Linked DNA regions of Mus musculus: regions 2 and 3 are each linked to region 1. A link is a loop called in an ENCODE intact Hi-C map of the cell type or tissue named here. Cell type or tissue: left cerebral cortex. All regions are shown on one strand.

Region 1 (8,000 bases):
TCTCCTCACAAGCCCTTCACTCTCAGTCTGTCCCTCCTGTGCTGTGACCACCACTGAGGTCACAGGTGAAGCCAGCCAGGCTCACAGAAGCTAGGGAACTTATCTGAGATTTTAATACTGTCTTGTTTCACCAGGCTGGTCTGGCTGACTACCCCAAATACCACCTTCGGGCTCTTTTCACTATGACCTCTCAGGGTCTGCAGGTCTCACTTGCCCCGGGGCATATGGCCCAGCATCTCCTTCTCCACGCTTGCCTCCGTAACCCCCTCACTCCAGAATGGGAGTCAAGTCACCACCATCCTGACACCCATTCTGTTCCTAAACCCGGGAGGGAATTGGCTTTTTCTCCCCCTGGGAGATTCCCCACAGATTGGCTTTGGTTAATTTCGTGAATCTTTCTGCTGACTGCCAGTCACCAAGGCTGGCAGCGGGACTCCTGTGTGGGCTGCGAGGAGGGATCTGAGCATGGAGAGGCGGAGGAACTGATAAACACACTCTAGGAGCAACAGGATGACAAGCGGAAAGCCAAACAGCACAGCTGAGAAGCAGGGCATCTGAGGGAGCCGGGGAAACCTCGAGAGCCTCTGAGCCCACGTGGTTGCTGGGTGCAGGGGGGTTTCCCCGGGGCTGCAGCAGGGGCTGGGGGACCAGACTGCCTTGGGAAGGCACCATGGGAGGCTACTCATGACCTCGTAATTAACTGCCATGTCCGGTGGCCACTCCTGGGCTCTCATTAGTGAACTCTCTAGATGGGGTGGTAGCCTGCAGCAATCCCCAACTGCCGTCCACACCCCAACCCACCCCCGTCGTGTAGTTGTGGGGACCCTGCAAGGCTCTATTCTGTCGCCATTGCCTGCTCCTCTGTGCCCCCCCCTCCCCACGTGTTCATCCTCTTCAGTTTTCCAATGGTGTATACTGCTGGGGTCTGTCCTCCATGCTCTGATCTTGGCTCTTCTGCCTCAGACCCTCCCCCTCATCTTAGTTTGGGGCTCATGCATGTGAGGAGAGGGCTCTGCTCCTGCTACATCCACAGCCCTGGCTTCTCTCATTCCTTGATCCTTGCTGCCCTAGGCCGGGTCCTTCCCAGCTGGCTGTGTTTTCAGCCCTTGTGGGGGCTTCTACTCTTTTCTGTAGTTTGACTGGCCACAGCCACCACCATGTCTCACCACAGACCTGAGTGATTTCTCTATCTCCTTCTGCTCATCATGCCGCCGTGGACCCGATATCCTCGCTGTCCGAGGATGCTGGGGATGTGGTCACTACCTCCTCCCCATCCTGCTGTCTCCTCTCCCGTCCTTCTGGTTCTGGGCTCTCTCTCAAGCCTACACTTTGGGCACTTGCCCCACAATCCAAGGTTGCCCCAGGAGCTCAAACATCATCTGTAGAGCTGGGAGCCCCCTCTTTGGGCTTCTCTCTGTCCGGCCCTGGAGGTGGTGATCCCTCTACCTGACTAACCCCAGTGCCTCTATGTGACAGTCACTGATGTAGAGCGTAGTTGTCGGGACTCACGTCTGTCCTGAACACAGAAATGGACTGGCTTGCACTTGGCTCTGGGGCTGTGCTGAGTCCTCTACCAGAAGAAACAGGTTCTGGCGGCGGCAGTGTGGCACGTGGTAACATTGCCCTAGTGTGACTGAGCTGAGTTCTGTCCCCGCCAGGCATCGCCCCTCCCCAGAGGCCTGTGCCTAGCTCAGTGACTTCCTTCCGGGTCTGCACCACCGCTGCATGTCTCTGCTCCTTCGGGCTGACTCCAGTCTCTCACGGTCACAAACTGATTCTGTCTTTAACTTTCTGTGACTCCCACGCCCAGCTCAGCCTCACCAGAGAGGCAGTCATAGAACAGACCGGCGGTGAGTCCTCTCATTCTCCCACAGCATGCATCCGTAGCTCTTCCATCAACTCCTAGGTGACCACTCCAACGGTCCCCAGCTGTCCCTTATAGATAATCCCAGCACTCGGGAGGCAGAGGCAGGTGGATTTCTGAGTTCGAGGCCAGCCTGGTCTACAAAGTGAGTTCCAGGACAGCCAGGGCTATACTGGTTTGAAACCCTGTCTCGAACCCCCCCCCCCCAAAAAAAAAGAAAGAAAGAAAGAAAAAAAGAAAGAAAAAGAAAGTCTGGACAGGCGTGCTTGCTCTTTCTTCCTTGGACCTCCCCCAGCCCCCCGCAACACACACACACACACACACACACACACACACACACACACACACACACACACACACACACACACACGCAATCCTCTTTCTAATCCAGCTCCAAATCCTGTCCTTTCTCTCTGTGCCACTTAAGGCCTCAGTGCTCTGTGGCCACTTTGCTACATCTGTAAGTTAGGCCAACAGCTTTTGTGAAGGACCCACTACAGAATGTTGCCAGAGTTAATGAACCAGTGTGTGCCGTGTTGGTGCACCTGGCTGTTGGTTCAATAAATGAAACACAGTTGCCTGTCAATGGTGCTCCCTCTCTCTGCCTCTCAAGCCAAAGAAGCCGCAGCTGTGTCTGAGGCACTCAGCAAAGGCTCATACAGTACACAAAGGGCCCATGAGTCACACACTTGCACTTCTGGGCTCTTCCTGGTGGGGGCGTGGGGCGACTGCAGCTTGCATGGTGACTCAATGTATTAGATGCTCAATAAACATCTGCTGAGTGACTATATGTGTGGACCGGTGATTATGTGAGCCTACAAGGAGTGAAAAGAAAAAGCCAGGGGAAGAGGAAGGGTGTGTGTGTGTGTGCCCTCGCGCGCGTGCGCATGTGCACTTAAGGGAGGTGTGGAGATTAGGAATCTGAATGTGGTTCCATTGGGGTCTGGTGGTCCCTGGATACTCCTAAGGGAAAAGAGCCTGGAGGTGGTTTTTTAGTTAGCCAGAAGCTGTAGCCTGTGGATCAGGGTCTTCATTGCTCTGGGCCTTGCTTGCCTCATCTTACATGAGAACTGGCTGGTAGCTTTGAGCATTTGGCCAGAAGACTGTGAGGGAGTGACAAGGGCCAGCATACAGCAAGTCTAAGCAGAGGGGCTCACCACAGGAGCTCCTCGAGAGCTAACCAGCTAAGGAAGAGAACAGCAGGCAGGACCGCCCACTTAAAACGAAATTTAACTTTAAAAAAAAATAATAAATGTCCCCAACTTACCCATGCAGAAGCTGAACACTGTCCAAAGCAACAGAGCTGGGCAAGGACTGGCTGCTTTTGTTACACCACACTGCCTCCCCTGGCACCCTGAGAACTACAGATTCTCTGCAGAGCCTGGCTTCCTTCTGCTGCACTAGGGTCTGAGTGACAACCTGTCACTCATGTCTATGCATGACGCTTTCATTTTCAAATTAGAAAAGTCATCACGGGTACCGTTCCCCTCCATTCCCTGCCCCCCCTTCTTACTCGGTAGAATAAAGATCAAAAGACACCCCTGCTAATCTTTGGATTACAAAGAAGAATCACGGAAGAGACAAGCCTCTGGACATGCCTGTAAGAAGTGTTCTAGTTTAGATTAAGGCGGGAAGGCCCGCCCCCAAAGGTGAGTGGCACCACTCTACAGGCTGGAGCCCCTGACTGAATAAAAGGGAGAAAGAGAGCTGAGAGCCAAGGCTCATGCTCCATTTCCTGACTGTTGACTTAACGTGGCCAGCCTGCCTCCCAGTCTTGCCACCATGCCTTCCTCACCATGATGGGCAGTCCTCTGGACCCGTGAGCACAATAAACTCCCAACTTCCGGTCCAGTAAGTTGTCACAATAAGAAGTAGCCAACACTCCTGACCCACAGGCAGAAGTCAGGCGAATCTGGGAATGGGGTGTACGACTTCCACTGGGGGTTCACCCATGGCAACACCACTCAGGGCTTCGGTCACATCAGGTCACATCACAGAAGCTACCTGGGGGCGCTGTGGCAAAAGGGTTAAATGAAATACCCCCACATGACACTGGCTGCAGTGTCGCCTCGGTAGACACATGTGCTCAGCTGTCAACCAGACTACAAGCTAAGCATATAGGCTTCCGAATGTTCAGACTGGCTCAAGGCAAGCCCACGAGTGTGAGCACCACCAGATCACTCTGTATATATCTATATAATACTCATCCACACTCTGGGCACTGTGCAGGCTATTTCCCTGACAGTCAACAATAATAAACATCTTACTTCCGGGGAATCTCTAAGTTAATGCTCTCAGATGCGCCACCCCATCTTCCTGACATCAGAGTGAGTGGGACCAGCAACGCTGACCCCTGACAAGTCCATGCTTGTACTTCGCTCAAGTTTGTTAAGTCTATCTGGTGAAGGTAGTCTCAAAATATGGGAGGGAGACCGGGACACAGCTGCATCTACAAATGTGCCCTAGGGGTGGGGGGAGTGTCCTGTGGAGCCCATTCCCCCGCCCCGCGCGCCTTCTAGAATCTGCTGTTGGTCACTACAGCCATTCCTAAGGGAGACAGAGAGTGGACGCGATGGTGAACCAAAACCGCCCGAGTTAGGACGGCTAGGGCTCTGGGGACCACGCGTTCAAACACATATAGCACTCACCTGCCAGGATGCATTTGGCAGCTAGCTTCACCATAGTAACCAGGTACTAGCGGAGACGTGGGGGTGGGGGACGCTGAAAGGGGGTTAGGATTCGGGGACAGCTGACACCAGGGCCTGAGGCCGTGATGGAGGGATGGATGATGGCCCGGGTGCTAGGGTTGGGTGGACGGAGGGCTTCAGGCCCCAGGCAGCCTGCAAAGGTTCCGGTGGGGCGGAGCAGAACCCGTTCCAAGTCCAGCCTTAGACCCGGCCCAAAGAAGAGTTGAGACACAACCACTAGTCCTCTGGTCCCAAGAGTCGCGCCAAACAGGCTCCTGGCAACCATCATCAACCCGCCTTCTCCCTCCATATTGTCTCCTGATTGGTTGCTCTCAAAAGCTCGGAGACCCCAGGCACCCAATAGAAGAAGGAGGCGGGGAAAACCGGTTCCCTTCGCGGAACAAAGCGGAGAGGTTTCTGCTCTTTAACTGCTCTCAGCTTGGCCAATGGCTTTAGATGCTGTCAATCACCGCTGGGCACCGCCTAGCGTCTCTGGAGACGCAGCCCAACCAGGATGCAGCCGGAGGCGGGAATTAATGGGGCTTTCTGATTGGCCAGAGCATGGCTTTAACCATCGCGAAGAGTTTGGGATTCGCTGCACCTTGCCCCTTCTTCCTGGGAATGGATTCGCCCACACTGAGAGGGGTGACGCCGCTGAAATGGCGCCTGCGCAGTAAAGGAAGCTGCTGTCGCGGGTCCTGGATGTTATTGGTATCTTTCCCCGACCCCGGGTGCAAAGAACATTTGGAGACCTAACCTTTGCTTCACGTCCAGAATCGAAATGCCATCTTTAAAGCCCAAGCATGTTATGAACCCTAAAAACTGAAATAGCGGGGAGGGAAAAATGTGCAACGTTGAGCAGTGAGGAAGACAGGAAGGCCCTGCATGCTTGCACAGCAAACAACTGCGGACAGCACCCGTGCTGTGCACCTTCCGGAAGGGGGAAAGAGCGAGGTCCTGATGGAAACTCACACAGTATATCCATATGTAACTATATATCACTTTATGTTATGTATCAGTTAAATTAAACTAAAATCTAAAATAGGCCTAATTTGACGTGATATCTTAATGGATGGGAGGACACGCCTCTCTCAGTCGGATTCCTCTGTTATGGGTGAATGGATGCTATCCTGGTGTTGCCCCTCATGAGGGGAGGGTGGGTAAATGCCACCTGACTTTCCTGGGAGCCCCTCTTGCTTTGCCACTAAGTGGGATATGGCTCTGCAAGGCATGTAACCTCTGGAACTCTGAAGATAGAAACCAACTCATGGGTACAGGAAGTAGGCGAGTGTCCATGCATCGGGGCGTTGTTACTGTAGCAAAACACCGGAGAGAAACTATTTAAAGGAGGAAAGGTTTAGTTTGGCCATTTGGTTGACCATCATAACAACAACAGCATATAAGCATATAGCCACCTCATGTTGGGAAAGGAAGAAATAGTTCCCAGGATATGCCCCCAAAGTCACATTCTCTTTCAACTAGGTTCCATTTCCCAGGCACCTCCCCATAGCCCATCACATTAGGTACCTGTGATGGTTTGTATATGCTCTGCCCAGGGAGGGGCACTATTAGAAGGTGTGGCCCTGTTGGAGTAGGAGTGTCACTGTGGGTGTGGGCTTTAAGACTCTCATCCTAGCTGCCTGGAAGTCAGTCTACCGCTAGCAGCCTTCAGATGAAGATGTAGAACTCTCAGCTCCTCCTGCACCATGGCTGCCTGGATGCTGCCCTGCTTCCACCTTGATGATAATGGACTAAACCTGGGAACCTGTAATCTAGCCCCAATTAAATATTGTCCTTATAATACTTGCCTTGGTCATGGTGTCTGTTCACAGCAGTAAAATCCCTAACTAAGACAGTACCCATCAATGGATCTGTAGTCCACTGATGAATGAAGTCAGAGATTCATCACTTCCCCTAAAAGCCTTAGTTCTGATCACCCCCTGCTCTGGGAGCCAGGCTCTCCACACACACGTCTTTGGAGTGTGGTGGGGTGTGTGTCCACCATGCTGGCTCAGCACTGCTGCTGTAGGTTGGCCAGGGGAAGTTCTCCACCCCACTGCTGCTTTCTCAACGTTTACTGGGTCCCAGGATTCTGATCTCGAACATTTAGAGAGGCACCGTCTCTCTGCAAAGATGCCTGTATCAGGAGGAACTGGTAGAGCTAGTGCTGCCTCGGAGTTACCCAGGATCCCCTAGGAACCCTTGTCTATGCTTCTGTAACAAACCCCTGTAATCTGATTGGTTTGCCACACTGGCAAACATGGGTAGGGTTTCTCTGGTCTGTCTGTCCTGTCTGGATGAAGAGGTGTTTCTCTGGAAATGTCAGGTGGTGCCTTCTTTGAGGAATTCATTCCATAGATATTCAGAGAGTACTAAGCACAGGGGGGTGGGGGGGGGCGGAGCCAACAAGCCCAGCTGAGAGGCAGGTGACTGAGAAGAGTGTCCATAGATATTTGGAATCAATGTTGGGTAAGGGAAGATTTAGGGCAGGACCACAGATGCCCTCATGCTATGACCCTTGAGCTCTCTGGGCACCCTGAGCAATTCCACTGTACCCTAACATGCAAGTAGCCATTCTTAGGTGGTCCTGGGGCTGCTATATTTTTCCTTGAGAACTTCCCTACCCCAGGGCCTTTACACGTAATGTTCCTAGCATGGCTGCAGAGCTCTGTTCCCCATGACTTTCAGCTCGAAGCCCCAGTGGCATGTCCCTAGCCGTCCATCCCTAGCCATTCAATGGAAAGACTTTCTTTCCATTTGGCAGCTTGACCTTGCTTTACTGTACTGTCTTCCTGGCCTTGGCCACTGGTGGAAAGGATGTGCCAGGGTGCTTTGCAGAATTCTCCACTTGAAAGTTAGCCTCATGAGAAGAGACACTCAATAGCTTTTGGTCATTGGCCTCTAGGACAGTCCCCAGCACGGCGAGACACTCGGGGGGGGGGGGTGTTTTTGAAGAGACGAATCAGCTGGGCGTGGTGGTGCACGCCTTTAATCCCAGCATTTGGGAGGCAGAGGCAGGTGAATTTCTGAGTTCGAGGCCAGCCTGGTCTACAGAGTGAGTTCCAGGACAGTCAGGGATACACAGAGAAACCCTGTCTCGAAAAAATAAAATAAAATAAAAAAGAGACGAATCTCATAGGGCTTACTCTTCTGGTAATATGACAAGCACCAATTGTTTATTTTATTTATTCTTTATTGTCTGTGGTATTGGGACTTGAATCCGGGGCCCTATGCCCACTTGGGAAGGGCTCTACTACTGAGATCCAACAAGTACCCATTCTCACGCCAGTTCTCAGGCAGGTAATACTACCAGTGGGAGGGGGCAGCCGTTGTTCAGATGTGGGGCAGTTTGCTCCTGGCTCCTCTCTCTCCCCTGACTACACTCTGAGCGAGAGCTGACTTCTCTACTTCTCTCTACTAGGGTTAACAGTGCTGCTGCCAAAGTTGGA
Region 2 (8,000 bases), 240 kb before region 1:
GAGAGTAGGGACTTGTGGTTGTCTCATCTGCATATACTTAGCGCCAACCTGGTACAATGCCCAGCACAGAGAGGCTGTTCAATAGACACTAAGTTGAGAATCTTTGCGCACCTCAGCAAGTGGTTTCTGTCAGAGGGGTTATGTGATGTGTCCCAGCAGATGGACTCCATCTACCACCCTATTTTAACCCACTCTCTCAATAATTAGTGGTTTGCTGAGGCGTCTTTGTGTTCTACATCTGCAGTTGTGCCTGGAAGGCTCTCCCAGAGCTCTCTGAGAAAAGTGCTACTAGGTACTAGATTCTGCACTGTCTCTGGGTCCCTTTTCTGTCTGCTCCAGTGGAGGTCAGCCCTCGTCTTTGCAACTGACAGCCACCAGTCTCTGTTCATTGTTTTGTTATCTGTTTCTTTTCTTTTTTTAGATGTATTTATTTTATGTATATAAGTACACTGTCACTGTCTTCAGGCACACCAGAAGAGGGCATCGGATCCCATTACAGATGGTTGTGAGCCACCATGTGGTGGAATTGAACCTCTGGAAGAGCAGTCAGTGCTCTTAACCACTGAGCCATCTCTCCAGCCCTCTCTCTTTTACTTTTGTCCTCCCTCTCTCCCCCTCTCTGTCTTCTTACTTCTTTTTTCTCTCCTCTCTTTCTACCTCTGTTCTCTCTCCATCTCCCCTCCATCCTCTGCACCTCTTTTCTTTCTTTCTTTCTTTGATAGAGTCTCATTTAACCCAGACTAAGTTTTAGGTGGTGCTGGAACTGAACTAAGCACGCATTTTGTCAGCTGAGCTGCATCCCCACTTTTTCTCACTCTTTCGTCAGCCCTGAAGTGTGTGTGTGTGTGTGTGTGTGTGTGTGTGTGTGTGTGCAAACACTTTGGCCCGCAGAGTAATGATCCAAGATCTGCATGAGGCAGGAAGGCAGCCTAGTTCAACACGACTCAGTAGCTGGTGTTGGGTCAGACTTTGAGAGTTCGACACTGGGAGGTTTATTTTAGGCATATTTAAGTACAACACGATTTGATCAAAATTTCCGGGTGATAATTAGCTCAGTCCCAGGTGCACAATAAAGCTTAAGACATGACTGCATTGAATTTTTTTTTGTAAAGTACTCGTCATGTCTTCCATAAAGATGGGTTCTATAGATTAACTTACACGTGACATCTTAAGAGTCTGGGGGAAGGATCTGGTGTGGTCTTGATCAAACAGATAGTACAGAGGTCACCACCTTTTCTAGCCACCTCCACTCCCAGCCTTCTAGGTAGAAAACAGGTTATACATCTCTCCTTTTGAAGAGACAACTCTGCTCGGTTAACATTCTTGGTTTCTGTAGTGCTTATCTGTGAGCACAGGAATGTCTGTACCTCCCACACTTTGGGGTCTATATCCAGTACTTGCCTCAGGGCCTGACATCAGGAGGTACCCAGTGACTCTAGAGGTGCAGCAGTGACCCAGATTAAGTTCTACCTCCAGATCCATTCCACAGCCCTGCTGTACCCTTCCAAAACCCACTGTCATGCTTGTATTCAGCCCATCTTGGCACATCCTGTTCTGTTTTGTCCTCTGTCCAATTGGCAGGTCCCAGGGCTGTGCAGGGCCTTTCCTCTAGGACAGAGTGGGAAACAAACTCTAGCTAGCCACTGCCGTGTCAGCCTTCCACTTAGTAGAGTCTCCTATCCACCAAAGGCAGATGAGGTCAGATGTGGGCAGAGTGGCCTCTCTACCTTAACTGACCTCATGTCTTAGCCTCTGCTCTCATCCGGGATGACGACCCACCCACGGTGGGATACCCAGATCCCTGGGCTCTTGAGGTCAGCTTCCCCCGCTGCAGCTGTTGCTGATAATGCCAGGAGCCATCTGGCCTGGGTGCTCTTGCCCCTCCCACTTTCATATCTGCTTTTCTCTGTCTCCAGCACTTTCTCTTCCCCAGCCACCTACCCATCCTATTCAGCATTTTCAGAGCCGTTTCTTGAGAGCCAATTTCCTCGCTTGATCCACATTCTGAATTCTAATGCAGAGCCAGCCCTGTTTCTGTTTGTTCTGTAGTCACCTTACCTTTGTTGGCCGGAGCTTCTCATCTGAGAACAGTATGACTTCCTCAAAGAGGGGCTGTGAGCTAGCTCAGCAGTGCACACCTTTAATCCCAGCACTCAAGAGGCAGCGCCTACGGGAGCTGGCATGATGTCAGTCCCCTTTCCTCCAGCAGGTGACAGCCTGTGACCTAGGTTTAGTTCTCAGCCCCCCCCCCCCATGTGCTTGGTGGTATCTATGTCTGGGGATAGGTGCGCTCACCAGGGAATAGGCTTAAAGCAGAGGGAAGGGAGTCAGGGCAGACAGCCACAGCTGTCTTCCAGGTTATGAGTTGTGAGCATTGGTGAAATCTACATAGTGGTCAGCTTAAAGGTTGTTTGTTTGTTTTTAGGTTTACTGGTTACTTTATATGTATGAGGATTCCGCCTGCATGTACACATGTGCACCACATGCCTGCCTGGTGCCTTGCCGAGGCCAGAAGAAAGTGCTGGATCTCCTGGAAATGGTGTCACGTAGGTGCTGGGAACCGAACCCGGTTCTTTGCAAGAACCACAAGGGCTCTTAACTGCTGAGACATTTCTCCAGCCCTCTATGATCAGTTTTTAAAAGTCAAGATTAGCTGAGCATGGGAGGAACATGCCTTTGGTTCCAGCACTGAGGAGGCTGAGGCAGGTGGATCTGTGCATTCAGGGACAGCCTGGTTTATGGAGAGAGTTCAGTCTAGCCAGGGCTATTAAATGAAACCCTGTCTCTCCAAAAAAAAAAGAAAAAGAAAAAGAAAGAAAGAAAGAAAGAGAGAGAGAGAAATAAAGAAGAAAGAAAAAGAGAGAAAAGAAAAAGGAAAGAAAGAAAGAGAGAGGGGGGGGGAGGAAAGGTAGGTAGGGCTAGCAAGATTGCTCAGTTGGTAAGAGCAATGACTGTTGTTCCGAAGGTCCTGAGTTCAAATCCCAGCAACCACATAGTAGCTCACAGCCATCCGTAATGAGATCTGATGCCCTCTTCTGGTGCGTCTGAAGTCAGCTACAGTGTACTTGTGTATAATAATATACATAAATGTGTATAAATAAATCTTTGGGCCGGAGAGAGCTGGGCTGACTGGAGCAAGCAGAGGTCCTAAAACTTCAGTCCCCAACAACCACATGAAGGCTCACAACCATCTGTGCACCTACAGTGTACTTACATACATAAAATAAATAAATAAATCTTTTTTTTTTTTTTTTTTTTAAAGAAAGGTAGGTAGGTAGGTCTGACTAGGGGTTGTAGCTCAGTTGGTAGAGTGCCTGCCTAGCACACACAAGATCTGGGGTTTGATCTCCAGCATCATGCCTGGAATCCTACCACTCAGGAGGTGGAGACAGGAGAATCTGAAATTCCAGGTCATTCTTGGCTACATTCCAAGTTCATAGCCAATCTGGGCTTCCTGGGACCTCGTCTCATACGAAAGAAAACAACAAAACAAAATGGAGTTGAAAATGCCAGAATATGCCAGGTGTTGTCGCCAGCTGTGCTTTGCATGGCATTTGTTGATGCAGGACATGGCTTTGTGACCAAAAAGAATTCTTCTCAGAGATGCTGAGATGACAGCCTTTAAAGGCTTCTCTTACTCTGGATTATGCTCAGAGAGTTTGAAATGTCCCAAAATACCCAAGCCTGTTGTCAGCCTCTTTGCGTGCTTAATTCATCACATCCTGTTGCCACAACCTTCATTTAGAGGAAGAGACAGAGGCATGTGGAAACCATGAAGCTTCTTGGGATACAGAGAGAACAGGGGGTGGCATCTCAATGGGCTTTTCCGCCCCCCAGGAGACTCTGCCTCGGCTCCTCTCCCAGCCCCCAGAATCCTGCCAGTCAGCACGGGCCATTTGAGGCCAAGCCGGGGAGGGTGATGCTGCCTGGCCGAAGCACAGCGCTCTTGGCAGCATGCCCTAAGCAAGGCTACCACACGATGGCGCTGTGGTACTCACGGTTTCCCCTTGGAGAAGCTGGCAGGACACACGCTTCCTAAACCCTGCAGGACCGGACTGCGGAGGACAGGGCTGCAGCAGGACAGTCGCAGTTCAGTGACTGGGACACTGGAAGAAGTCAGGGTATGAAGGAGACACCTTGAGAAAAAAAAAAGGAGCAAACGAAACTCTGGGTGGCACACCACACCTACAGGGGTGCCCCTAGAGGACCAATCTGTTTTAATTCTGGTTTTTGAGACAGGGAGTCATTGTGTTCTTTTGCTCTGGCCTGGAACTCACAGAGATCCATTTGCCTCTGCCTTTAGAGTGAAGGGATCAAAGGGTCTCTCCTGGCCTAGTGTCCACTCTGAGGGTCACCTTCGATGTTTCTAGCTCCACTGCAGAACAATCTGAGTCAGTGTCATGCCAGTTGTGGCTCATGTACTGTTTCCAGCGGTTGCACAATGCCCCCTCCAGTACCATGCATGATGGAGCTGGCTTGGCACCAGGCTCACTCCCGGTCCAGGTTGCTTGCGTGTTACTTGGGGTCAGGGCTGGGACGCTGCAGGCCAAGACAAACCTGCAGCTGTGAGGAGAAGAGGGGGCAGGCTTCTTCCTCTTTGCCAGATCTCGCCTAGCGCGCTCCTCTTCCTGGCCCATCACCAGGAGGCAGCTGTGGGCAGAGAAGGGCCGTGCTGGAGAAAGGGAGCCGCTTCCAACCAGGGTTCTTCTCTTCCCCTACCTTAGGGAGTGACTCAGGCCAGCCCCGCAAGCTTCAGGACATTGGTCCTCTTCTGCAGCAGTGCTGCCGTTACAGAAAGGCTGGATCTTCAGAGTGAAGAACAATGAGTGGCGGTCTGTGGTCCTCCCCTCAGCCTCACTGTCAGGGCACACGATCTATTTTAACGTTGTGTTTGAGACAAGGCTTTGCTATGTACTCCTGGGTGTCGTTGAACCTCTAGGAAACCCTTCTGCCTCTCAAGTAGTGAGACTTACAGATTATGAATCTCATTGTTATGAACCATAGTGTAAATGTGTTTGGAGACAGAGGTTTGCCAAAGCGTCACAATCCACACAGGTTGAGAGCCACTGCAGTAGGGAGAGTCAAGAGAGCCAGAGGGCCTGTTCCTATGAAGCTCACTCGCAGGCTGCCTGCCGTGGAGCTGGCTGGCAGCTCAGCAGGTGCCTCAGGCCTGTTCCTGTGGGCCTTTCTCTCCGTGGGGCTTGCTCTCAGGGTGGGGCTTGGTGCCTAGACGTAGGAGCTGTCAATCAGTTACAGCTGGGTAGGGTACCTGGGATGTCACTGTTTCTACCTCTATCCTTTGGCCTACCATGATTCAATGTGAGAGTGAGGAGGATACATCTCTGTGGTGGCCAGATTTTTTACCATATTTAATCTCCTGCAGTGTCTTAGATCGAGGGCTTCTGGGTACTTCCCCCAGAAGACTTGTTTCGAACTCTGTGCAGCTGGCGGTAGGGGTGGTCTCATGCATTTTGACTGTCGCTTTGCTTCAAGACTGCAAGGCCAGATGATACCACGCACCGGATGCTCTGAGACATCTCACCATCGTCTTTTCCTGAGGGGCTTTTGCATCCAATTATTTCCCGGTGATTTGAACCATCTCGAGAGATTAGGTTAGCGATGCTAGCATCTCCGAGAGAAATGAAGAAGCAGGTGACAGACTTTTGGAAGATGTTGTGATGAGACCAAGCGGCTCTTCTGCGGAAGAGCCAGCAGAGCAGCCTTCTTTGTGCAGCCCAGGGGAAGGAGTGAGACAGGATTGACTGTTGGTCCTTTCCTCCTTGCTGATGCCCATCTGTTGCGTGCTGTTTTTTTATTTCGGGTTGATGGATTGGTTGGATGATGCGCCTGGGCTGCAGCATCTCCTCCTTGCCCATCAGCCCTGCTCGGTGGCAGATTTGCATTCCGTCTGGGATGCCAGATTGATTTAAATGCTTTTTTAAAGCCTGTCGTCTGACGGAGATCTTTATCCAGTCAGCATTTCCCCTGTATTTTAAAAATAAGCATTCACAGCGCAAAGACGCTGTTGACGGCTTTTTTTTTTTTTTTTTTTTTCGAGAGAAGAATCCAATTTGGCTTGGTGGCTGATGTTCTAATTGGCTGCAGAGCTGAGAGTGCTGAGACCAAAGCCTGCCAAGGGCTGACGTTCTGAGTCTACCGGTCTCTCCTTTCCATTCAGATCTACCTACCATGCCCTTGTGGAGAAGAGGGGTCATTTGGCACCTGCTATTTAATCAATATTACCCAGTTGTCCCTTTACACCCCCACCTTTGTGGGAACCATATGTCTTCTTAGGTTTGAGAATTCTTGAGCTGGCAAGATGGCTCTGTGGATAAAGATGCCTGCTGCTAAGTTTGATGCTCTGAGCTCAGTACCTGGGACTCAGCTGGTAGGAGGGGAGAACTGACTCCCTCAAGTTGTCCTTATCCCCACATCTCTGCTGCGGTCTGCATGCCCATGCACGCAAAATAAATAATAAAAGGTGAAAAAAAAAACCTACAAAAACTCCTTGGAAGTTGGTGAGAAAAAAGTAAAAAATCCAAGGAGAGAAAACAGACAAGCATAAAAACCCAGCACCACACAAAGGGAAAAAAGGAAGTGGCAGCCGCTTCCATCCTCCGTGTGGAAGATGGTAAAGACTCGGCTACCACGATAGTTAGTCTTCTTCATCAATTTAACTCATCATCGAAACAAACGTGTCTATGAAAGATTTAAGGAAGATGGAAGACCTACCCAGAATGTGGTAGCAGTAGCCTATGGGCTGGGTTCCTAAACTGAATGAAAAAGGAGAACCAGCACTTAGTTCTATCTTATTCCTAACGGAGGACACAATGTGACCTGAGGCCTCATACTTTTGAGGCCACCACGCCTTAACCACCATGACTGACTGTATTCTCAGACTGTGAGCTAAAACCAAAGCCCTCGGAAGCTAGAAAGATGGCAGTTAAGAGAACTGGCATGCCGGGTGGTGGTGGCACACGCCTTTTATCCCAGCACTTGGGAGGCAGAGGTAGGTGGATTTCTGAGTTCGAGGCCAGCCTGGTCTACAGAGTGAGTTCCAGGACAGCCAGGGCTACACAGAGAAACCCTGTCTCAAAACAACAACAACAACAAAAAACAAAGAAAACAAAAACAAAAAAAAAGAAGAATGACTGACAGTCACCACTCTTGTTTAAGACTTATTTACTTTTATATATGTGAGTACACTGTTGCTGTCTTCAGACACACCAGAAGAGGGCATCGGATTCCATTACAGATGGTTGTGAGCCACCATCTGGTTGCTGGGAATTGAACTCAGGACCTCTGGAAGAACAGTCAGTGTTTTTAACTGAGCCATCTCTCCAAAGACAGTTGCCATTCTTGAGTGGATTGCCTCCGTCTAGAGGACATTTTCCCAGGGCCCTGCCATGGTCTTCCTGTGTGGCTGCTCTTAGCCTTGGTCGCTCTCTGTAGAGTGAGGACAGTCATCTCTACTGCATGTGGCTGTGGTGGGAGCGGAATCCGCGTGGAGTGGGTATTAGTCCTCAGATACTATGCAACAACTTCCCATCTTTAACCGCCTGTCCGCAGGTTTCTGCAGTCAGGAATCATGTAGCAGCTCGCCTGCTTGCCTGGGTGCCTCTCTTCAGGCACTGTCCTGGCAGAGCAGTGGCTATGGCCCTGCATCATGTTAAAAACACCTCCTCACATTCTAGGGACTGGAACCTCACACCTTGCAGTCCCTCACTTGAGTGGCGTCCCACTGTGTACTCAGCCTGCTTGTTTAACCTGCCTTTAAGAGAACAAGGTTCACAACATAACTAACTGCCTTGGATTTTTCCATGTAACCAACCTTTCTGACCTAAAGGGACGCACAGCTGTGATCTTAAGTACTCTCCCATGCCCCTGATACGAGAGTGGTGCAAGTGTGTTAATCACTGGCTGGAAACAGTGAATAGAGGAAGAAAGCAGTCTTATAAAAATATCCATAAACGTTGACTGCAATATAGAGCGATCGCTTG
Region 3 (8,000 bases), 110 kb before region 1:
ATGGAAAAGGCTATAAACGGGACTAGGGTGCTCATTATTGAGCTGTTTTATAATGTCAAAAGACAGAAGCAACTCAGATGGCCAATGGGGAGAGGATACATAAGTGGATTGTGGTCTGTCCCTTGGATGTGCCATGTCCCTAACAAACCTCACTGAGCAGAAGCAGTTCCCCATCTTAATTATGGTCACACCAATGACCAACTCTTATGTCATAGTCACAGACCTGATTTTTCCAATTCTACTCTATAGCTCTTCGTCCCTTAGGGTGTGTGGTGGTTTAAATATGCTTGATCCAGGGAGTGGCACCATTAGGAGGTGTGGTCTTTTTGGAATAGGTGTAGCCTTGTTGGAAGACGTGTGTCACTGTGGGGGTGGGCTTTGAGACCCTCCTCCTAGTTGCCTGGAAGACAGTCTTCTCCTGGCTGCTTTTGGATCAAGATGTAGAACTCTCAGCTTCTTCTCCAGCACCATGCCTGCCTGGATGCTGCCATGCTTCCTACCTTGATGATAATGGACTAAACCTCTGAACCTATAAGCCAGCCCCAATCAAATGCTGCCCTTTATAAGAGTTGTCTAGGTCATGGTGTCTCTTTACAACAATAGAAACCCAAACTAAGACAGGATGTCTGCTTGTATGTCACTGGGGTCTCACAAACATCCTAAAAGTGGCCTGGCATCCATATTGCTTGACCATGTTCCCTTCTGTATCCTTAGGTTTTTATTTTCTCCTTTGGAGATCTGATCTCCCTGTGCAGCCCTGGCTGTCTTGACACTTGCCGTTGTAGATCAGCTGCTCTCCAGCTCACAGAGATCCACCTGCTGCCGTCTCCCAAGTGCTGTTAAAGGCATACGCTAGCTTGTATCAATTACTGCTCTCATGGTTGTGGCGACATACTCTGACCAAAGCAACCTAAGGAAGGGTAAGTTTACTTTGGCTCTCGGTCTGAGAGCACACAGTCCATAACAGTGGGGGAAGCCGGTCACGTTGCACGGGCTGGCAGGAAGCAGAGGGATGAATGTGAATCAGCTTTCTCCCTTTTGCTCAGCCCAGCTCAGGGAAGGATGCACCCACAGTTAAGGTGGGTCTCCCACCCCAGTTAACCTAATCTAGACAATCTCTCATGGGCTTGCCCAGAGGTTTGTCTTATAGGTGATTCTAGATCCCAGCAGGCCGATAATATTAACTCTCATACTCTTGCCCCATCACACAGAACGTTCTCCTCTCCGGATGCCACTGGTCTCCTCATCCCAGTGTAAATCAGGATTGTGGGAATTTTCCTGGATCCCTGCTTTCCTTCTTCCCTGTGTCCAATCTATCAGACCTTGCATGCTTTTTAAGTCCCGCCCCCCCACCCGACTCTTTGATCTCTGTTGCCATGGTCCCACACTGCCACAGTGGCTAAACTTCCCAGCTGGGATCCTCCTTCCTCCAGGATCCTCTCTGGCACAGTCGAGATCAAATCAGATTTCCTCACCACCAGCGCTTCTCACCTCTCAGTCTCCCCATGGCCTTTCATGACTCTTAGACAAGAAGACCTACACTTACAAGCCTGAGCCTCCATCTGCTCTCAAACCATTTCATTCCTCAACGTTCCTTCCTCACAGTCCACATGACGGAGAACTGCCATTCCCTGAGTGACCCTCTCTGAGCCCTTTCTTCCACGGGCACCCACCCCAGGCTCTCACCTCCATGTCCTTGCTTTCTTTATCAACTCAGCTACCCTGGGACAGCCCTCTTCCATCTGGAGGTCAGCCAGGCTGCTTGGGGACCCAGCTTACCCAGTCTGAACAGGGGAGGAGAGGTAGATTGGGGTGTGTGGTAAAGGGAGGAGCCAGTCATTAGCAAACCTCTGTCCCCTAAAGTGTAGCCTGGGCATCCTACCTCTAGATGTGAGGTGTTGGGGTGCCAGATCACAGCTGTGATGCTGAATTTGAGCCGAAACTAGTCATTTGTGGCTGTGCCGTCTCCTGGACTCTTGTGGAGCTTAGCTCTTATTTAACGAGCTCCCGAGCTCTGAGTACATTTGTATTCAATTGGCTCCTGCAGATGTGTTTTAGTTCCTTGAGTAAGACATTTCATTTTCTGGGTCTCAGTTGTAACAGCAAGCCTTAGTGATATGGACAGGCATTCCTAATGCCAAAAGACTGGGAAATCTCAGGTCTTAAACAGGTATGGCAAGAAGTGGGGGCCTAGAATTCAAGACCCTCTCTCAACCCCTCCAATGGACCTTGTCATCAACAGCAGAGAGCATAGCCAGTCCCTGTGGGCTGGCAAGGACCCAGGGATTAACATCCAGGGTGTTAATGTCCTGATCTGGCCAGTGCTGAAGGTGACAACATCTGCTGTGTGAGGCTCTGGTGCCAGGGCTCATGTGGCACCTTCTGGCTTTTGGAGCATCTGTCTTGGGAGGCAGCCTGGGTGGCCTTAAGGCTGAGCTCAGCGCAGGCTCAGTGGCTGCTGTCAAGTGATAAAAAGCTCTTATTAGGGTCAGGTGATTGACTTACACCTTCAGTGTCTCTCAAGAAAACAATAGAGATCCATCTGATTTGGCCCCGTTCCCGACGGTGCCCAGGGACTGAGTTATTGCTAAGTGGCTAGAGGCTATGGTCACTGGTATAAGGTATTTGTGGCACATGACTGGCAGGTGGTGTGGGCTGTGTGCACTTTTCCCTTGGCACACAGGATGTGGGAGGAGTTTATTTTGTGTGTGCATGTTTGTGTGAGTGTATGGCACGCACATGGATGTGCAACTATGCATGCCTAGTTGTGCACATGTATGTAGAGGCTGAAGTCAATGGTGGATGTCTTCTGTATTGTTCTTCAACTTATTTTCTGAAGTCTCCTTCTGATCTAGAGTCACTGATTCAACTTGACTGGCTGGCCAGCAAGCTCTAGGGGAGTCTCCTGTCTCCACCTTCCCGGCATTGTGCCTCTGTGTGTGTGTGTGTGTGTGTGTGTGTGTGTGTGTGTAGGTGATGGGGTTAGAACTCAGATTCTTACACTTGCATGGCCATCGCTTTACCATCATCTCTCCAGCCAAGTTTATTTATTTCCCTTGAAGATTTTCTTGATGCTGTAGAGGTCAGAAGTCAGGAGGCAGAGGGAGGTCAGATTGCCTGTATCTGGCAGTGGCTTGCTTGGGGTGTGTGTGTGTGTGTGTGTGTGTCTCAATAAGCCACCAGTTCAGTTTGATAAGCACCTCTCAGGGAGGGCTCTCTGTATTCATGTTCCTGATGAGGGCGAATGACCTGCCTCAGATCACATTGCCAGTAAAGGTGGGCGGGGGTGGGGTGGGGATTGAAGATCACACCCATCTGCCATATCCACACAGCCTTTCCTTTCTGGGAGAGCAACGCTACTGTCATCACTGTGTTCGATAGCCTGCTAGCAGCAGAGGTCTCAGGTCTGCCTCTCTCTCCTCACTGCTTTGGGAGACCACCAGGAAACCATAAGCAGGAGGAGTACCTCTCCTGGACAATCAGTGTGGCTCACCTCCCTGCCTCCTATTTTTCAAAGGCTTCTCACTGAGTGAGGCTAGAACCCCAAACTCTTACAATGGACCCAGAAGCTATGCATTGTTGGGCTCTGCACCCTCCTTTCCTACCCTCCCCCCATCTGCCCATTCTTGCTCTGACCACAGTGTACTTCTGGTAGCTGTTTGCAGGTGCCAAGAATGTTGCTTTGTCTTAAGGCCTCAATAGATGGCATTCCTTCTGACCTGCACACTTTTCCCAATTTTCTCCTCGGTGACTCTTACTCAACTTATGACTTATTTTTTCTTACTTGAAGAATGTCTCCGAGGACCAGCGAGGTGGCTTGATGGACGAAGCCTCTTTTCTCCTAACCTGGTCACCTGAGTTTCATTCCTGGAACCCAAGTAAAGGTGGGAGGAACTGGCCACAGAGTTACCCTTTGACTTCCACACACATGCTGTGGCACATGCACAAGCACACACATTCACCCAAGTATGTGCGCGTGCGCGCACACACACACACACACAGACACACACAGACACACACACAGAGGCACACAGACACACACACACATGCACACATACACACACATACACACAGGAACACACACACAGACATACTTGCACACACACACGCACACACATATGCACATACACACACATACACACAGGCACACACACAGACATACTTGCACACATATGCACACACATGCGCGCGTGCGCACACACACACACACACACACACACACACACACACACACAAACACACACAAATGCATATGTCCCTGGACCTCATTTTCCAATCATACCTTTTCCCTCAAAGTCCGTATTCTATCTTCATCTCTTCCTGCCCCCTTTTCTCTCTCGTTTCTTCCCCTTCTTTCACCTTTTCCTCTGGCTGTTCCTGTGTTTCCTCCTTTTCACCTGTTCTTCTTCCTCTGATTCATCATTTTCCTCTCCCTCATCCTCACCACCTCTTCCTCTCACCCTCCTGCTTTGCACCATCTCTTCCTCTCCCTCCTCCTCTCTCTCCTGCTCTTCCTCCTCCTCTCCCTCCTCCACTCCCTTCTCCTCTCCCTCCTCCTCTCCCTCCTCCTCTCCCTCCTCCTTTGGTGCCGGGAGTGGATTCCAGGCCTTTGCACATGCTGAGCATGCGCTGAGCCTCTGGGGTCTGCCCCCCAGCCCCTGCCAGTAATTTTTTTTTATTGTTTCCTGCTGTCTTTTTCTTTGCAGCCTCACCCCTGTTTGCATTTGGTCTTCTCTAGAGCCCCTCAAGGTTAGGGACTAGCGTGGCACCTCCTGCTCCCCACCCCCTGCATGGCACATGACAGACTTTCAATGAGCATTTGAGAAGTTTGTTGAATGAATCCTTGGTTCCTCGGGATTGTGGCAGTGTGGTGCCCACGAGTGTATTTATAGAATCCAGTTTCTCCTAATGCAGTTTTCCATTTATTCACCCCTGAGTCATTTCCATCAATATTTACTAAGCACCAACTGGGTGTTGAAGATGTAAAAGTGGCTGAGGAAAACGTGCCAGCCCACCAGCAGCTCCGGATGGATACAGCAGATAGGGAGACACCGAAGGTCAAGAGCCCTAGTTTCCATCTCCCACTCAGGTCTTCCAAGTTTGGTCTGTGGACCTTGTTATAGAGCTGTGTGACAGTGGGCCAGTCACTTTACTTATCTGGTCATCTCATTAGTAGAATGAGAAAATGGTGATATCTGAAGAGACACCATGACCAAGGCAGCTTATAGAAGAAAGCATTCAACTGGCGGGGGGGGGGGGGGGGGAGGGGTTGCTTACAGTTTCAAAGGGTGCGTCCATGACATTAATGGTGGAAAAATGGTAGGAGAGAGAGGGGGCAGGGAGGGAGAGAAGGGGGTAAGGAGGTAGGAAGGGAGGGAGGAAGGGAGAGAGAGAAAGAGATGGGGAAGTGAGGGAATGAGAGAGAAAGAGAGAGGGAAGGAGGGAGGGGAGGAAAGAGGAGGAAGCGAGAGAGACAGAGAGAGGGAGAGAAAGAAGGAGAGAGAGGGAGAGAGAGGGAGAGAGAGGGAGAGAGAGGGAGAGAGAGGGGGAGAGGGAGAGGGAGAGGGAGAGGGAGAGGGAGAGGGAGAGGGAGAGGGAGAGGGAGAGGGAGAGGGAGAGGGAGAGGGAGAGGGAGAGGGAGAGGCCGCAGATTGGGCCTTTGAAACCAAAAGCCCACCTCTAGTGACACATTTCTTTCAATGAGGCAACACTTCCTAATCCTTCCCCATGTAGTATCACAGACTGGGAACTAACTATGGGGCCATTCTCATTAAAAGGCCTCAGTTTCCATCTTACTTGGCCAACCTGTAGTTCCCTGAGTGGGAAAGCTTCTACAGGCAGGGTGCACCTTAGAGAAGGGGCTGCAGAGGTTCCTGCAGAATGTTAGTGCTCAAGTTGGTGGGGCACAAGTCTACTGAGACAGGGGAGGGGGTGTCACCAGCTCCTGCAACCGAGTAGGTACTAGGTACGACTGAGGCAGGTGGTTGAGGTGGGTCAGAGCAAGAACAAGGCAGGACCTATGGTGGCCCTGAGCCTAGCGCACCTGTGTGTAGCCTTCTGTTCCTCCTCCTCCTTGAGGACACATGAAGTCTTTTTTCTTCTGTTTATGTCCAGGTGACCATACCCTCCTCTATCCGCTCTTCTTTCCTACCCTCCATCCCTGCCTCCATCTTTGCCACTTCTACATAAGTTTCCAGAGACCCCCCCCCCAGATGGGGACTAATGGAGGTCTGGGAGCATCTCTCCCCCATCGTGTGGGGTAGGAGCTGGCAGGGTTTCTTAAATCTGCTATTTGCTCAGCATCTCCCGACTCCTAGTACAGATGTACAAAGCTGAGACCCACCGTGGGGATTGGTTAGGTCCTTAAGAAGAGATGGGCATTGTTGGTGGGATTGCAAGCTTGTACAACCACTCTGGAAATAAGTCTGGCAGTTCCTCAGAAAATTGGACATAGTACTACCGAAGGATACCGCAATACCTCTCCTGGGCATATATCCAGAAGATGTTCCAACTGGTAAGAAAGACACATGCTCCACTATGTTCATAGCAGCCTTATTTATAATAGCCAGAAGCTGGAAAGAACCCAGATGCCCCTCAACTGAGGAATGGGTACAAAAAATGTGGTACATTTACACAATGGAGTACTACTCAGCTATTAAAAAGAATGAATTTATGAAATTCCTAGGCAAATGGTTGGACCTGGAGGGCATCATCCTGAGTGAGGTAATCCAATCACAAAAGAACTCAAATGATATGTTCTCACTGATAAGTGGATATTAGCCCAGAAACTTAGAATATCCAAGATATAAGATACAATTTGCGAAACACATGAAACTCAAGAAGAACGAAGACCAAAGTGTGGACACAATTGGGAACAAAATGGAAGGAGTTACAGAGACAAAGTTTGGAGCTGAGACAAAAGGATGGACCATCTAGAGACTGCCATATCCAGGGATCCATCCCATAATCAGCCTCCAAACGCTGACACCATTGCATACACTAGCAAGATTTTGCTGAAAGAACTCTGATATAGCTGTCTCTTGTGAGACTATTCCGGGGCCTAGCAAACACAGAAGTGGATGCTCACAGTCAGCTATTGGATGGGTCACAGGGCCCCCAATGGAGGAGCTAGAGAAAGTACCCAAGAAGCTAAAGGGAACTGCAACCCTATAGGTAGAACAACAATATGAACTAACCAGTACCCCAGAGCTCATGTCCCTAGCTGCATATGTATCAGAAGATGGCCTAGTTGGCCATCACTGGAAAGAGAGGCCCATTGGTCATGCAAACTTTATATGCCCCAGTACAGGGGAACGCCAGGGCCAAAAAGTGGGATTGGGTGGGTAGGGGAGTGGAGGGGGGGAGGGTATGGGGGACTTTTGGGATAGCATTGGAAATGTAAATGAGGAAAATACCTAATAAAAATATTAAAAAAAGAAGAGATGGGCAGCCTAAGACCACCCCAAGGAGCTGCTGCCCACCTTGGCTAGGAAGCTCCTTGCGGCACTCCTGAGAGAGATGAAGTCCTGCGTGGACTCTCTACAGTGGTTTTGAAGTTATGTGCATCGGCGGTTTGAATAGGCAGCAACCAGGGTGAGCTTCAGTCTCTCGACTCCAGTTCCACTCAGTCTCTCAAGGTAAACAGATGGAGGAAGCCCAAGTGGAAGGAGGAACTCAAATACTGGGGGCCTCAACCCAGGCCCATGCTGGGACCTGACCGCGCAGCTGCACCTGCCGCCAAGTGTAGGACATGGTATCAGCAGCAGTATCCTCCCCGGCTGCTCTGAGAACAGGCGCGGGCTGTGTGGGAGAAGAGAGAACGCCACAGCACCCTTGGAAGAGCTACTGACGGCTGGCTATTCCTATTCCTTCTTGGAACGCTTCCAGCGGGAGGACTGAGAGATCTCCACCTCCAGAAACCCTCCCTCTGCCTATCCCCTTGATGAAGAGCAGGCCCTTCCATCACGTGGAGAGACACAAGCTTGTGACAGCTAAGACAG

The links. Hi-C counts contacts between places; a loop is a spot of excess contacts. Peaks named below come from ENCODE experiments on the same cell type or tissue, not always from the same donor. Only the 100,000 strongest peaks of a DNase experiment are listed, where the experiment ranks them.
Region 2: a loop joins it to region 1, with 4 times the contacts of the local background. A loop is called at or near these places in 9 of 42 quality-filtered maps.
Region 3: it touches region 1 in a loop (2.8-fold over the local background); 3 of 42 quality-filtered maps call a loop at or near these places.

Annotation. Positions count from the first base shown.
Region 1 is chr15:78,169,257-78,177,256 of GRCm38, forward strand. Ift27 (intraflagellar transport 27) reads right to left here and starts at 4,825. Exons shown (of 7, transcript NM_025931.3): 1 at 4,513-4,825. The coding sequence starts at 4,546. In left cerebral cortex, CTCF peaks have their summits at 2,561, 3,197 and 5,030; DNase peaks (open chromatin) are centred at 460, 1,754, 2,622, 3,127 and 2 more places; H3K4me3 peaks cover 2,128 bases; H3K27ac peaks cover 1,541 bases.
Region 2 is chr15:77,929,979-77,937,978 of GRCm38, forward strand. No RefSeq gene overlaps it. Among named protein-coding and RNA genes, the nearest start is that of Txn2, 5.0 kb to the left of the region's middle. In left cerebral cortex, CTCF peaks have their summits at 494 (motif pointing right), 3,980 (motif pointing right) and 7,205 (motif pointing right); DNase peaks (open chromatin) are centred at 1,827, 3,955, 4,550, 5,533 and 1 more place; H3K27ac peaks cover 3,399 bases.
Region 3 is chr15:78,054,803-78,062,802 of GRCm38, forward strand. The region is part of intron 1 of Cacng2 (calcium channel, voltage-dependent, gamma subunit 2); the gene reads right to left. Among named protein-coding and RNA genes, the nearest start is that of Gm46520, 46 kb to the left of the region's middle. In left cerebral cortex, no CTCF peak of the experiment used is centred here; DNase peaks (open chromatin) are centred at 2,032, 4,920 and 7,865; H3K27ac peaks cover 609 bases.